Regions from separate parts of the Homo sapiens genome. Here region 1 is linked to region 2. The links are chromatin contacts, found by Hi-C or POLR2A ChIA-PET in ENCODE. All regions are on one chromosome and are shown on one strand. The core of a region is the stretch at or near the end of the contact, and the rest is flanking DNA. Distances in the headings are between cores, read along the strand shown.

What was found. Hi-C counts contacts between places; a loop is a spot of excess contacts on that map. ChIA-PET counts read pairs that join two places held with the same protein, here RNA polymerase II (POLR2A). Pooled maps may share reads with other maps.
Region 1: a pooled map shows a loop between it and region 2 (2.2-fold over the local background). The contact joins the promoter of GRHPR here to the enhancer-like site in region 2. A Hi-C loop is called at or near these places in 1 of 37 single-sample maps with no recorded cell type and 9 of 50 pooled maps. POLR2A ChIA-PET finds 5 or more read pairs at or near these places in 1 of 52 experiments (H1).

What each region holds. Positions count from the first base shown.
Region 1 is chr9:37,418,052-37,424,520 of GRCh38, reverse strand. It overlaps GRHPR (glyoxylate and hydroxypyruvate reductase), which reads right to left and starts at 1,825. Exons shown (of 9, transcript NM_012203.2): 1 at 1,688-1,825. The coding sequence starts at 1,770. It overlaps LOC105376035 (a long non-coding RNA gene), which reads right to left. Exons shown (of 4, transcript XR_007061479.1): 4 at 5,013-6,469. RefSeq lists enhancers at 1,228-1,853, 1,854-2,479 and a silencer at 1,864-2,013.
Region 2 is chr9:36,474,212-36,480,855 of GRCh38, reverse strand. It overlaps a transcript of RNF38 not described here. Among named protein-coding and RNA genes, the nearest start is that of RNF38, 77 kb to the right of the region's middle. Within about 2 kb of position 1,620, at least 2 of the 41 ENCODE cell types and tissues checked have a DNase peak (open chromatin) inside an H3K27ac peak, as active enhancers do.

The DNA.
Region 1 (6,469 bases), core at 576-3,075, 940 kb before region 2:
GGGCAGGGTGTGCCTCAGGTGGGGGGCCTGGATTCAATGGCCTGTTGCATCTCTTCCTGTCCGTGGAGTCCATGAAATAGAAAACTCTCATAGTTGGACTGGGCCAGGAAAGATAAGGTCAAGGCCACCCAACGCTTCCACGGCAGCTCACAGCAACCAGATATTTGTCCCAGTGATGCACGGTGCCTCCTGGCCCTTGCCATGGAATTCAGTACAGTCAGCACGTGTGGAGCCTCTATGTGGCAGGACACAGGATAGCTACTTGCACCTCCTGACTGAGCCCAGGGCACTGACCACCTTTCATCCACCTCCCCATGAGCAGGGTACAGCGTGAGCTACTGTTACCATGGGCGCGGTTGCTGCCTTCCACCTTCTCCTGCTCAGTACAAAGTGGGTCCTTGGCAAAGGTTTTGTTGCAGTGAACAAAATTTGAAAATCTCATATGCCCCTAGAACTGGCTGCTGAGGCTGGATTGCATCCTCTTCCTATCTAACATTGGAAACACAAACCTGATCAAATGCAGTGATCAGACAGCAGTCAGACACTTCTGAGTACAAGCCCCAGCTCCTCCACCTGGGAGCTGCATGGCTTTGGGAAGAAACTTAACCCTAAGTCCAGCCTCCAGTTTTTAATCTGTGCAATGGGAATTATAATACTGACTTCACAGTGCTACCAGGATTAAAAGTTTATGTATATGAAGCACCTGGCAAGGTTGGCCCACAAAAAGGGTTCCATTTAGCAAGGGTGGGCCAGGTGCAGTGGTTCATGCCTGTAATCCCAGCACTTTGGGAGGCTGAGGTGGGAGGATCCCTTCGTACAGGAGTTCAGGACCAGCCTGGGCAACACAGTGAGACCCTCGTCTTTGAAAAAAATAAAAAATTAGCCAGGCATGGTAGTGCATGCCTGTAGTAGTCCCAGCTACTTGGGAGGCTGAGGTGGAAGTATCTCTTGAGTCCAGGAGGTTGAGGCTGCAGTGAGGTATAATGGTGCCACTGCACTCCAGCCTGGATGAGAGTGAGACCCTGTCTTAAAAATTAAAGGGTCCTCAGGCCAGTCATGGTGACTAACACCTGTAATCCCAACACTTTGGGAGGCTGAGGCAAGAGGATTGCTTGAGCCCAGGAATTTGAGACCAGCCTGAGCAACAGAGTGAGACCCCCATCTCTACAAAAAAAAAATCAGAAAATTAGCCGGTAGTGATTGTTTGCGCCTGTAGTCCCAGCTACTCGGGAGGCTCAGGTGGGAGAACTGATTGGGCCCAAGAAGTCGAGGCTGCAGTAAGCCACGATCGATCGAGCCACTGCACTCCAGCCTGTGCAGCAGAGTGAGACTGTCTCAAAAAAAAAAAAAAAAAGATAAGTAAATATAAAGAAGAAGAGTCATCAAAGCCCCCTGCCAAACGTCCAAGGGCCTGGTCAGTGACCGCCATGTCCCTGACCCCACATGTCCTGTGGGAGCGTGGAGAATTAGCCTGGACCTTGCCTCAGGGGCAATCTCCCCTCTCCAAAGCCGGAACTGCAGGTCCCAGCGTCGTCTTAAGAGGAGAACTGGGCCCCAGAGAACTTTCTCCGAGACTCCCCAAAACTCCAAGCCTGCCCCAGCCGGCCACAAGGCCCAAACGCCCCGCCCGGCTCTCCGGTCCCTGGGACCGCCCTGCTCCCTCCTCCACGGCGCGCGAGGCTCTTACTCTGCCGCCCGGGCGAGCGCGACCCTACCCTCGGCGGGTATCCTGCGGGTGACGAACACCTTCATGAGTCGCACCGGTCTCATCCGCAGTGCAGCCGCCGACCCGGACCTGGCAGTACAGAAGCTGGCCCGGGAATGTAGCTGGGCCGGGGCGGGGCCAGGCTGGAGTGGGCGGGAGAGACGTCGCGCGCGGCGTGCGCAGGGGGTGTGGCTTCGCGAGAGGGAGCGCCGGGTTGCGGCTGAGCGGTGACTGTGCGTGCTCGGGGAGTGACAGTAACAGTGACCCTACACAGTGTCCTTGTGTGTGTGTGGGGGGGTGCGCCTCGTGCCACTGGGGAATCAGGGCCCCGGGGGAGAGGGGGCAGTATCCCGTCCAAGGCCTCATGGGAGCCCTGCTTTTTCTACACGCTCAGGGTCCTGTTTCCACAGGCTCAGGCCTTAAGAGACTGAAAGCCCCCACTTTTTCTGTCTCTTGGGTTGGCCCAGGGTAGAAACCCAGGTTCCAGGCTGTGAGGAAGTCCAGGACACACAGAGAGGTCACGTGTAGGTGTTCAGGCCAACAGCACAGCCAGGGGCCCGGCTCACAGCCACCGTCAATGACCAGAGGTATGAGTGAGGAAGCCTTCGGGTGACTCCAGGCCAACTCCCACCTGACTACAGCTAAAACTGCAAGAAAGAGCCTTTAGGAGAATCACTGGCTGAGCCCAGTCAACCCCGGAACCATAAGAGATGATAATGCACTGACTGCTGTTGCTCTAAGCCGTTCAATTTTGGAGTAATTCTTTATGCAGCAATAAATAAGTGATACGCTATGTGTGCGAAAGCCAGAAGCCATAAGAGTACAACTAATTCTCCATTGAAAAATTAACCGTACCATCCTGAATGCATCTGATCTTGGAAACTAAGCCTGGTTAGGGCTTGTATGGGAGACTGCCTGGAAATACCAGGTGCCTGGAAATACCAGGCTTATGTTTATCTTAAAAAAAAAAAATTAACAAAATCATAAGACAACAAACCGGGAAAAATACCATATATTTGCAACTCATTTTATAGACAAGGGGTTGATTTACTTATTGCACAAATAGTTCCTAAGACAAAGATGCCCAGCTTATCTGAATAAGCAAAGGATATCAATGGACAGTTTATAGAAAAGAAAATGGCCTTTAAATGTATGGCTGGGCGCGGTGGCTCATGCCTGTAATCCCAGCACTTTCGGAGGCCGAGGCAGGCGGATCACTTGAGGTCAGAAGTTTGAGACCAGCCTGGCCAACATGGTGAAACTCTGTCTGTACTGAATATACAAACATTAGGTGGGCATGGTGGCACATGCCTGTAATTCCAGCTACTCAGGAGGCTGAGGCAGGAGAATTGCTCATGAGTCCAGGAGATGGAGGTTGCAGTGAGCCGAGATCCCATCACTACACTCCAGCCTGGGTGACAGAGTGAGACTCCATCTAAAACAAAAAAAAACAAAACAAACAAAAAAAAAAAACAAAAGATGAAAAGTGCTCAACTTGACTCACAAAAGAACTGCATATTAAAATTACAGCAAGATACCAATGTAAAAAATAATACATTGGGGAACCAGGTGCTTTCATACGTTGCTGGTAGGAGTGTAAATCAGCAACTTCAATAAGAAAGTTTGGCAGTAGCTATCAAAGTTTAGACTGCACATCTTTTTTGACCCAGAAATTTTGCTTTTAGGAATTTACCTTACAGACGCGTTCACACATGTGCAAAATGCCATCTGCCAAAGGCTCTTCATTGTGGCATTGTTGGAATAGTAAAATATGGGAAACAACCTAAAGGTCCACTCATAGGGGACTGTTCATTACGTATGCTTCATTCCCACAGTGAAATACTCTGCATCAATCAAAAGAGTGAGGCAGCTCTGTGCGTACCAGTGTGGAATGATCTCCAAGATGTACTGTCCAGTGAGAAAACAGGGTGATGCAAAGTGCATATGTTACCATTTATAGGAGAAAGTATATGCCTATTCTTTTTTTTTTTTTTTTTTTTTTTTTTTTGAGACAGGATCTCAGTCTGTTATCTAGGCTGGAGGGCAATGGTGCAATCTTGGCTCACTGCAACCTCTACCTCCTGTGCTCCAATGATCCTCCCGCCTCAGCCTCCTGAGCAGCTGGGACCACAGGCATGTGCCACCACACCCAGCTAATGTTTTGTATTTTTTGTAGAGACAGGGTTTCATTATGTTGACCGGGCTTGTCTCGAACACCTGGGCTCAAAGCGATCCACTTCCAAAGTTCTGGGATTACAGGCGTGAGCCACGACACCTGGCCACCTATTTCTGTGTGTTAAATATCCCTGGAAAGATGTACAAGAAACATCTTTCTTGTTTCTTTGGGAACAGGCCAGGTGCAGTGGCTCATGGTTTGTAATTCCAGCACTTTGGGAGGCTGAGTCAGGAGCATTGCTTGAGCCCAGGAGTTTGAGACAAGCCTGGGCAACATAGCGAGACCCTGTCTCTACAAAAAAAAATTTTTTTTTAATTACCCAGGCGTAGTGGTGTACACCTGTAGTCCCAGTTACTTGGGAAACTGAAGTAGGAAGATTGCTTGAGCCTGGGAGGCTGGGGCTGCAGTGAACTGTGATTGTGCCACTGCACTCCAGCCTGGGCAACAGAGTGAGTGAGACCCTGTCTCTAACAAAAAAAAAAAAAAAAAAAGAAAAAGAAAAAAGAAGAAACTGGGGACAGTGGCTGCCTCTGGGGAGAAGACCTGGTGAACTGGGACAGAGTAAGAGAGACACAATTTTCACCCTTTGGGAATTTGCATCTTGTGCATTTATTATCTACCCTCAAAATAAAGAAAACATTCATTTAAAAATAGCACTTGGCCAGGCGCGGTGGCTCACGCCTGTAATCCCAGCACTTTGGGAGGCTGAGGCGGGTGGATCACCTGAGCTTAGGAGTTCGAGACCAGCCTGGCCAACATGGTAAAGCCCCGTCTCTACTAAAAATACAAAAAAATTAGCCAGGCTTGGTGGCAGGTGCCCATAATCCAAACTACTCAGGAGGCTGAGGCAGGAAATTGCTTGAACCCAGGGGGTGGAGGTTGCAGTGAGCCAAGATCACGCCACTTTACTCCAGCCTGGGCGACAGAGCGAGACTCTGTCTCAAAAGAAAACAAAAGACAAACAAACAAAAAAACTCCGTCTCAAAAATAAATAAATAAAATAAAATAAATAAAAATAGCATTTGGCCAGGTTTGGTGGCTGATTCCTGTAATCCCAGCACTTTGGGAGGCTAAAGCTGGAGGACTGCTTGAGGTCAGGAGTTCAAGACCAGCATGGGCAATATAGGGAGGCTCCCCCACCCTGTCTTTACAGAAAAATTTAAAAGTTAGCTGGTTGTGGTGGCTGAGTCCCGGAAGGCGGAGGCCGGAGTATCACTTCAGCCCAGGAGTTCAAGGTTACAGTAAGCTATGATTGCACCCCTGCACTCCAGCCTGGGCAACAGAGTAAGACTCTGTCTCAATAATAATAATAGTAATAGTCTCTAAAACACTTCTTTTCTTGCTGTCATTTTGAATCCTTGCACACTAAATATCAATTCCCCTGCCTTAGCTGTGGCCTTGCCCCTTCATCGCTCAGGTGTCTCCCAGGCTGCGCTTCTACGCTGATGACTCTGGAGTGAGCAGCTCCAGCCCCCATCACCCAGCTTCAGAGCCATAAGCCGCCTCTCTCCTGCCTCCTCCACCTGAGCATCCTCAGGTATCTGGAACTCAACACCTGCCAAACCCAATTCATCCACCTTCTCCCCAATACCTCACCTGACACCTGCGCTCCTCCCACATATCCATCAAAGGGACAGCCACCCCAAGCCAATACCTAGAAGTCACCCCTCACTCATGTATTTCACCCCTCCCACTCCACAGGCTTGTATTGTGGTTGAGAGCTTGGGTCTGGAGCCAGGGTGCTGGGTGTGAATCCAAGCTCGGCCTCTTGGTAATGGTGTGACTTAAGCAAATGACTTCATCTTTCTTGCCTGCAGCTTCCTGTCTGTAGACTGGGGAGAGCAACATATGCACCCCACAGATACTGAAACATGGAAACGTTAGTGAGTGACCATGTCCAGTGCTCAGGGCAGTGTCTGGAACTAACTAAGAGCTCCCGAAATGCCAGCTACTTATTATGATGACTGGTTTTACCCAATGAAGCCCAGGTCAGGCCTCCTCTGCTTAGCAGATCCCTCTTCCTGTGCCCTCAGCTGGCTCTGTTCCTACCACCCAGTAGCACTTATTGAGCCCCAGCTGTGTGCATTGCTTTGGGGGAGGGGACCCATTAACCTTCCGTGTCCCCTCCTGGCCCTGGTGGACAGGTTTCTCCCATGCCCAATGCCCTTGTTTGTACTTGTGTGTAGGAGGAGCTGGGCTCAGGATTAACAGAGAACACTCACTGGTTAACAGAGGCCGAAGGGCCTGGCCTGGGGACAGAAAAACACCTCTTTTTGTCAATGTTTGATGTGTTTCAGAAATGTTCCCTGGCCTGGGAACACAGATAATGGCCTGAGGGTAAGACACTTATTAATGTGTTACTTAAGAGAGGGAGGTAGCAGGGTGGAGCTGTGGCCGGGATCCAGGTGGCCCAGGGACTTGCTGTGTGATCTTCAGCGGGTGATGTCACCTCTCTGTGAATATCATACCAGTTCCCTCATTTGGGCCCTCATGGGGCAGAATGTATTCAGATCAAATCAGTGGAGAAGAGGTCACTCTGTTGTCCACTGGGCCTCCCAGGCCTAGGAGCAGGTAACTGAACAGCCCTG
Region 2 (6,644 bases), core at 371-2,870:
GGAAGGGGCCGGGCGTGGCGGCTCACCCCTGTAATCCCAGCACTTTGGGAGGCCAAGGCGGGTGGATAACTTGAGCTCGAGTTTGAGACCAGCCTGGGCAACATGGTGAAACCCTGTCTTTACTAAAAATACAAAAATTAGCTGGGTGTGGTGGCACTTGCCTGTAATTTCAGCTGCTTGAGAGGCTGAGGCACGAGAATCGCTTGAGCCTGGGAGGCGGAGATTGCAGTGAGTTGAGATGGTGCCACTGCCCTCCAGCCTGGGGAACAGAGTGAGACCCTGTCTCAAAAAAAAAAAAAAAAAAAAAGAAAAAGAAAAAAACTGTATACATAGAATAGCAAGCAGTTAGGTAGTAGGACAATTTGTAGTGCTTTTGGGATGTTCTTGGAGTTGAAAAGTTGGCTGTCCATTCTGCTTCTGCACCTTGGATTTTAGTGGCTGCAGATGCTGCATGCTGACCTTCTGTTGAAATTTGTTTTATTGTCAGAGAACTAAAAAGTGAGCAGTTTCTCAGACTAAACAGAAGTAGAGTAGGCAGAAAGTAAAACAGGTATTCATTTAATAATCACATTTACAGGGCCAGTCGCAGTGGCTCACGTCTGTAATCTCAGCACTTTGGGAGGCTGAGGTAGGTGGATCACTTGAGCTCAAGAGTTTGAGACCAGCCTGAGCAACATGGTGAAACTCTGTCTCTACTAAAAATACAAAACTTAGCTGGGTGTGGTGGTGTGAACCTGTAGGCCCAGCTACTCGGGAGGCTGAGACAGGAGAATCACTTGAACCTGGGAGGTGTAGCTTGCAGTAAGCCGAAATCACGCCACTGCACTCCAGCCTGGGCGACAGAGTGAGACTCCATCTCAAAAAAATAAAAAAATAAAAATTCACATTTACAGATAGAGAAAAGTTGGAACTCATACTTAAAGAGACAGGGTCTTGCTATGTTGCCCATGGTGGTCTTGAACTCCTGAGCTCAAGTAATCCTCCTGCCTTGACTTCCCTAAGTGCTAGGATTACTACAGGAATGAGCCACTATGCCCGGCTGGGACTCATAATTAATAAAAAGTATTTTTCATTTGGCTTTTGTGCTATCTTATTAAAACTTTTTTTTTTATAGATTTGTCTTCCTATGTAGATTTTTATTGCCACCTCAATACATCTTTGAGCATCTACTGAGTGCCAGTAATGCCAATACCAACCACTGGTTAATTAGGATGATAGCTTTTGTTGTCAAAACTTCCTCACTTAAGGTCTTGAGAATCGCATAGAGGGGTGCAATTCAAGACAGTTATTGCTTGCTTTTCTCCCAAATTTCTTGCTTCCTTCTGCTCCCTGGTCTTCTGGGCATGGTGATTGTGCCCATCTGCCAAGATAAGCCCTGCTTCTCTCCACCCCCACATGGGAGGAGATGCAGAAGCTCAACAGAACCCTGGCTGGTCATTACAAGTAAATTCCCACAAACGATATTGAACTAGAACTGAGGGCCACCATAGTGGCTCCAGTTCCTCTTCCTCTGTTGCTACCACCCACTCTTTTCTGTGGAGCCTGGAGGGCACCCTCCCTCCACCATTATACAAAGAAGCTTTGTGCTCTGAGGATGTTCTAAAGGCGGGATTGCTGTAATTATAATTCCCTAGGCACAACCAAGTAGTGGGGGCAGGCGGGGTAAAGATGGTATCCAAGTACTTGTTGGTAGGGAGAAGTCAGGCAGGGATTAAAAATCATCTGGAGACAGTACCAAAAGTGGATAATGGAGCGTTGTTGTTAATAGTGACAGGAACGTGTTTAAGTGAATACATTTCAGAGTTTTAAATTATAATACTTGCAGCTTTAAAAAAGGACAAGACTGAGCTTGGAACCTTTCTCTTTAAGTCTGAAATTGTAACTTAAAAGTACTTTAGAGGAAAATATATAGAAATCTGGGTCTACTTTGCCTTATGTTTGTGTTACCAGAATGATTGATTGCCCACAAAAGCCGAATACATAACTTGCTTACTCTCCCAGGGATGCGCCCACTAATCTTTTTTTTTTTTTTTTTTTTGAGACAGCGTTTCACTCTTGTTGCCCAGGCTGGAGTGCAGTGGCGCCATCTCGGCTCACCGCAACCTCCGCCTTCTGGGTTCAAGCCATTCTCCTGCCTTAGCCTCCCGAGTAGCTGGAATTACAGGCATGAGCCACCACGCCTGGCTAATTTTGTATTTTTAGTAGCGACGGGGTTTCTTCATGTTGGTCAGGCTGGTCTCGAACTCCTGACCTCAGATGATCTACCCTCCTCGGCCTCCCAGAGTGCTGGGATTACAAGTATGAGCCACCGTGCCCGGCCAATCTTTTTTTTTTTTTTTTTAAATACTTACATTTTTGCGAAGTGATTTCTCCCTATTGCTACCAGAAAAAAAATCAGTTTATCTGGGGATGTATGCTTAATAAACGCTCTCTTTTTTTTTTTTTTTTTTTTGAGACGGAGTCTCGCTCTCTCCCCCAGGCTGGAGTGCAGTGGCGTGATCTCGGCTCACTGCAAGCTCCGCCTCCCAGGTTCACGCCATTCTCCTGCCTCAGCCTCCCGAGTAGCTGGGACTACAGATGCCCGCTACCACGCCCGGGTAATTTTTTGTATTTTTAGTAGAGATGGGGTTTCACCATGTTAGCCAGAATGGTCTCAGCCTCCCAAAGTGCTGGGATTACAGGCGTGAGCTACCACGCCTGGTAATAAACACTTATATCAACCATTCTACGTCATGATGTGCTTCTAAGAAGTCTTGTTGGCAATCTTTTAGTGAAAATTTTCTTCTTAATATGTTAATTATTACTGTATTACTTGGTATCTCAAACTGCTGTTTTCTGTTTGTTTGTTTTTTGTTTTTTGAGACAAGGTCTTGCTTTGTTGCCCACTCTGGAGTGCAGTGGCAGTGGTAATCATAGCTCACTGCAGCTTCCATCTCCCAGGCTCAAGCAGTCCTTCCACCTCAGCCTCCTGAGTAGCTGGGACAATGAGTGTGACAACTACGCTATCCTTTTTTCTTTCTTTTTTTTTTTTTTTGAGACAGAGTCTCCCTCTGTCGCCCAGGCTGGAGTGCGGTGGTGCGATCTCAGCTCACTGCAAGCTCCACCTCCCAGGTTCACGCCATTCTCCTGCCTCAGCCTCCCTGTAGCTGGGACTACAGGCGCCCCCCACCACGCCCGGCTAATTTTTTGTATTTTTTAGTAGGGATGGGGGTTTCACCATGTTAGCCAGGTTGGTCTCGATCTCCTGACCTCGTGATCCGCCTGCCTCAGCCTCCCAAAGTGTTGGGATTACAGGTGTGAGCCACAGTACCCGGCCAACTACACTAACCTTTTAAACTTTTTTGTGACATGGAGGTTTCACAATGTTGCCTAGGCTGGTCTCGAACTCCTGGGCTCAAGTGATCCTCCCACCTTGGCCTCCTAAAGTGCTGGGATTATAGGCATGAGTGACCATGCCCAGCCTGTTTTGTTGTTGTATTTTGTAAGAAATGCACCAAAGAGTTGATTGCAAGGTAATCTTTTTTTTTTTTTTTCCAGACGAGTCTTGCTCTGTCACCCAGGCTGGAGTGCAGTGGTGTGATCTTGGCTCACTGCAACCTCTGCCTCCCAGGTTCAAGCAGTTCTCTGCCTCAGCCTCCCGAGTGGCTGGAATTACAGGCGCCCACCACCACGCCCGGCTAATTTTTTTGTATTTTTAGTAGAGATGGGGTTTCACCATCTTGACCAGGCTGGTCTTGAACTCCTGACCTTGTGATCCACCTGCCTCAGCCCCCCAAAGTGCTGGGATTACAGGCGTGATCCATCGCGCCTGGCCAATAATCTTTAGACTTTAAGACTGTAAACTTCAGGAGTCCATTCTCAGGATAAGGGTGGCCCTTTTTGTTGCTGTAATTAGCATTTACGTCTATGGTGTACAGGTAGATAGTGTGTACTCCATGGAAACCTATGGCTACTGTAAGCTGTCCTTTCCTCTAATTACTTGGAGTCAAGTTAGGAGTTAGACCTTTATTCTTACCCGCCAGCATAATTTTGTCCTGGATTAGGAAACAGCTATAATCCCAGGACTTTGGGAGGCCAGAGTGGGTGGATCACCTGAGGTCAGGAGTTCGAGACCAGCCTGGCCAACATGGTGAAATCCGGTTTCTACTAAAAATACAAAAAAAAGTTAGCCGGGCATGGTGGTGGGCGCCTGTAATCCCAGCTACTTGGGAGGCTGAGGCAGGAGAATCACTGGAACCCAGGAGGCGGAGGTTGCAGTGAGCCAAGACCATGCCATCGCGCTCCAGCCTGGGCAACAAGAGCTAAACTCCATCTCAAAAAAAAAAAAAAAAAAAAAGATTGCCCGATAGTCCATTAAAAAGATATTGCCCAAATAATCCTTTGAAAAGGCTGTACCAATTTGACAGCTACATTTTATGAGACTTTAATAAAATACACAAGGTTTGGCTGGGTGGGGTGGCTCATGCCTATAATCCTAGCACTTTGGGAGGCTGAGGCGGGCGGATCACCTGAGGTCAGTTCAAGACCAGCTTGGCCAAGGGGAAACCCCGTCTCTACTAAAATACAAAAATTAGCCAGGCATGATGGCGGGTGCCTGTAATCCTAGTTATGGGGGAGACGGGAGACTCATTTGAACCCGGGAGACCATGGTTGCAGTGAGTCGAGATCACGCCACTGCACTCTAGCCTGGGTGGCTGAGCGAGACTCAGTCTCAAAAACAAAACAAAAACCTGTTTTAGTTAAGTATGTTGATTAGCAATGACTTATTTTAGCTTAATTGTAAACTATTATCTAGGTTATTTGCCTCATTTATAATTTATATTTCTTTCTTTTTTTTTTTTTTTTTGGAAACAGAGTCCCGCTCTGTCACCCAGGCTGGAGTACAGTGGCATTATCTCGGCCTACTGCAACTTCCACCTCCTGGGTTCAAGCAATTGTCCTGCTTCAGCCTCCAGAGTAGCTGGGACTACAGCCACCATGCCTAGCTAATTTTTGTATTTTTAGTAGAGATGGGCTTTCCCCATATTGGCCAGGTTGGTCTCGAACTCCTGACCGTGTGATCCGCCTGCCTCGGCCTCCCAAAGTGCTGGGATTACAGGCGTGAGCCACCGCACCCGGCTAGTTTATATTTCTTTAGGGAATTAACCCCTGTCTCTATTTTACTGCTCTCTGTTGGCCACTAAAAAATAATGATTTGAGGCCGGTCATGGTGGCTCACGCCTGTAATCCCGGCACTTTGGGAGGCCAAGGTGGCGGATCATCTGAGGTCAGGAGTTCGAGACCAGCCTGGCCAACATGGTGAAAACCTGCCTCTACTAAAAATACAAAAACTTAGCCAGGTGTGGTGGTGGGCGCCTGTAATCCCAGCTCCTTGGGAGGCTGAGGCAGGAGAATTGCTTGAACCCAGGAGATGGAGGTTGCAGGAGCTGAGATGATGCCACTCCACTCCAGCCTGGGTGACAGAGGGAGACTCTGTCTTACACACACACAAAAAGATAATGATTAATAATTACTAATATTAATAATAATTTGGTAAACATTTGTTGAATGCTTACTATGTACTAGACACAGTGAGGATTTCAGAGATAATTCAGATATGCATCAGTTCAATGATAGATCATGACAGTGTTAGCAGAACAAATGCATTTTTGGGATTGCAAAAACATCACAATTGCATTAATAGTAATAAGATTTTTTTTTTTTTTTTTTTGAGGCAGAGTCTCACTCTATTGCCCAGGCTGGAGTGAAATGGTGCTCTCTCTGCTCACTGCAACCTCCACCTCCTGGGTTCAAGCAATTCTCCTGCCTTAGCCTCCTGAGTGGGTAGCTCGGACGACAAGTGCACACAACCATGCCCAGCTAATTTTTTTATTTTTAGTAGACATGGGGTTTCACCATGTTGGCCAGGCTGGTTTTGAACTCCCGACCTCAGGTGATCCGCCTGCCTCGGCCTCCCAAAGTGCTGGGATTACAGGCGTGAGGCACCGCGCCCGGCCCTGTGTGTGATTTTTCTACCTCTGTTCCTTTGATTGTTACTTCAGCCTATAATGCCTCTTTTCCCTTCAGTTCCTTTTCTAAATTCTACCTATTTTTAAATATCTAGATAATAGTGGTCACTTATTGTGTGCTTATTATTTAAGGTTCTATTCTAAGTATTTTATGTGGATTAATTCATTTAATCCTCACTGCAGTCCCCTAAGGGACTCATATTATACTTATTGTACAGATGAAACTGGAGCACACAGGTTAAACAACTCGCTGGAGATGATACAGCTATTAGGAGTGTTACCTGGGATATGAACCCAGGTAGTCTAATTCCAGAATCTGTATTTTTAGCCGTCATGCTTTACTGCATCTTACTTTACAGATAGCCTCCGAAAACACAGCAAGTAGTTTTGATAACAAAAGACTGAATATAAGCAAAGTTGATCACTATTTTAGCTGATGAAGAGAATTTGCAGTCTTTTGTTTTGCCTTTGTCTCTCCTGAGAAATAACTTTGTTTTTTAAGTTCTGAATTACTATGCTAGGGTTTCTTTTTTTTGAGACGGAGTCTTGCTCTGTCGCCCAGGCTGGAGTGCAGTGGCGTGATCTTGGCTCACTGCAAGCTCCGCCTCCCAGGTTCTCGCCATTCTCCTGCCTTAG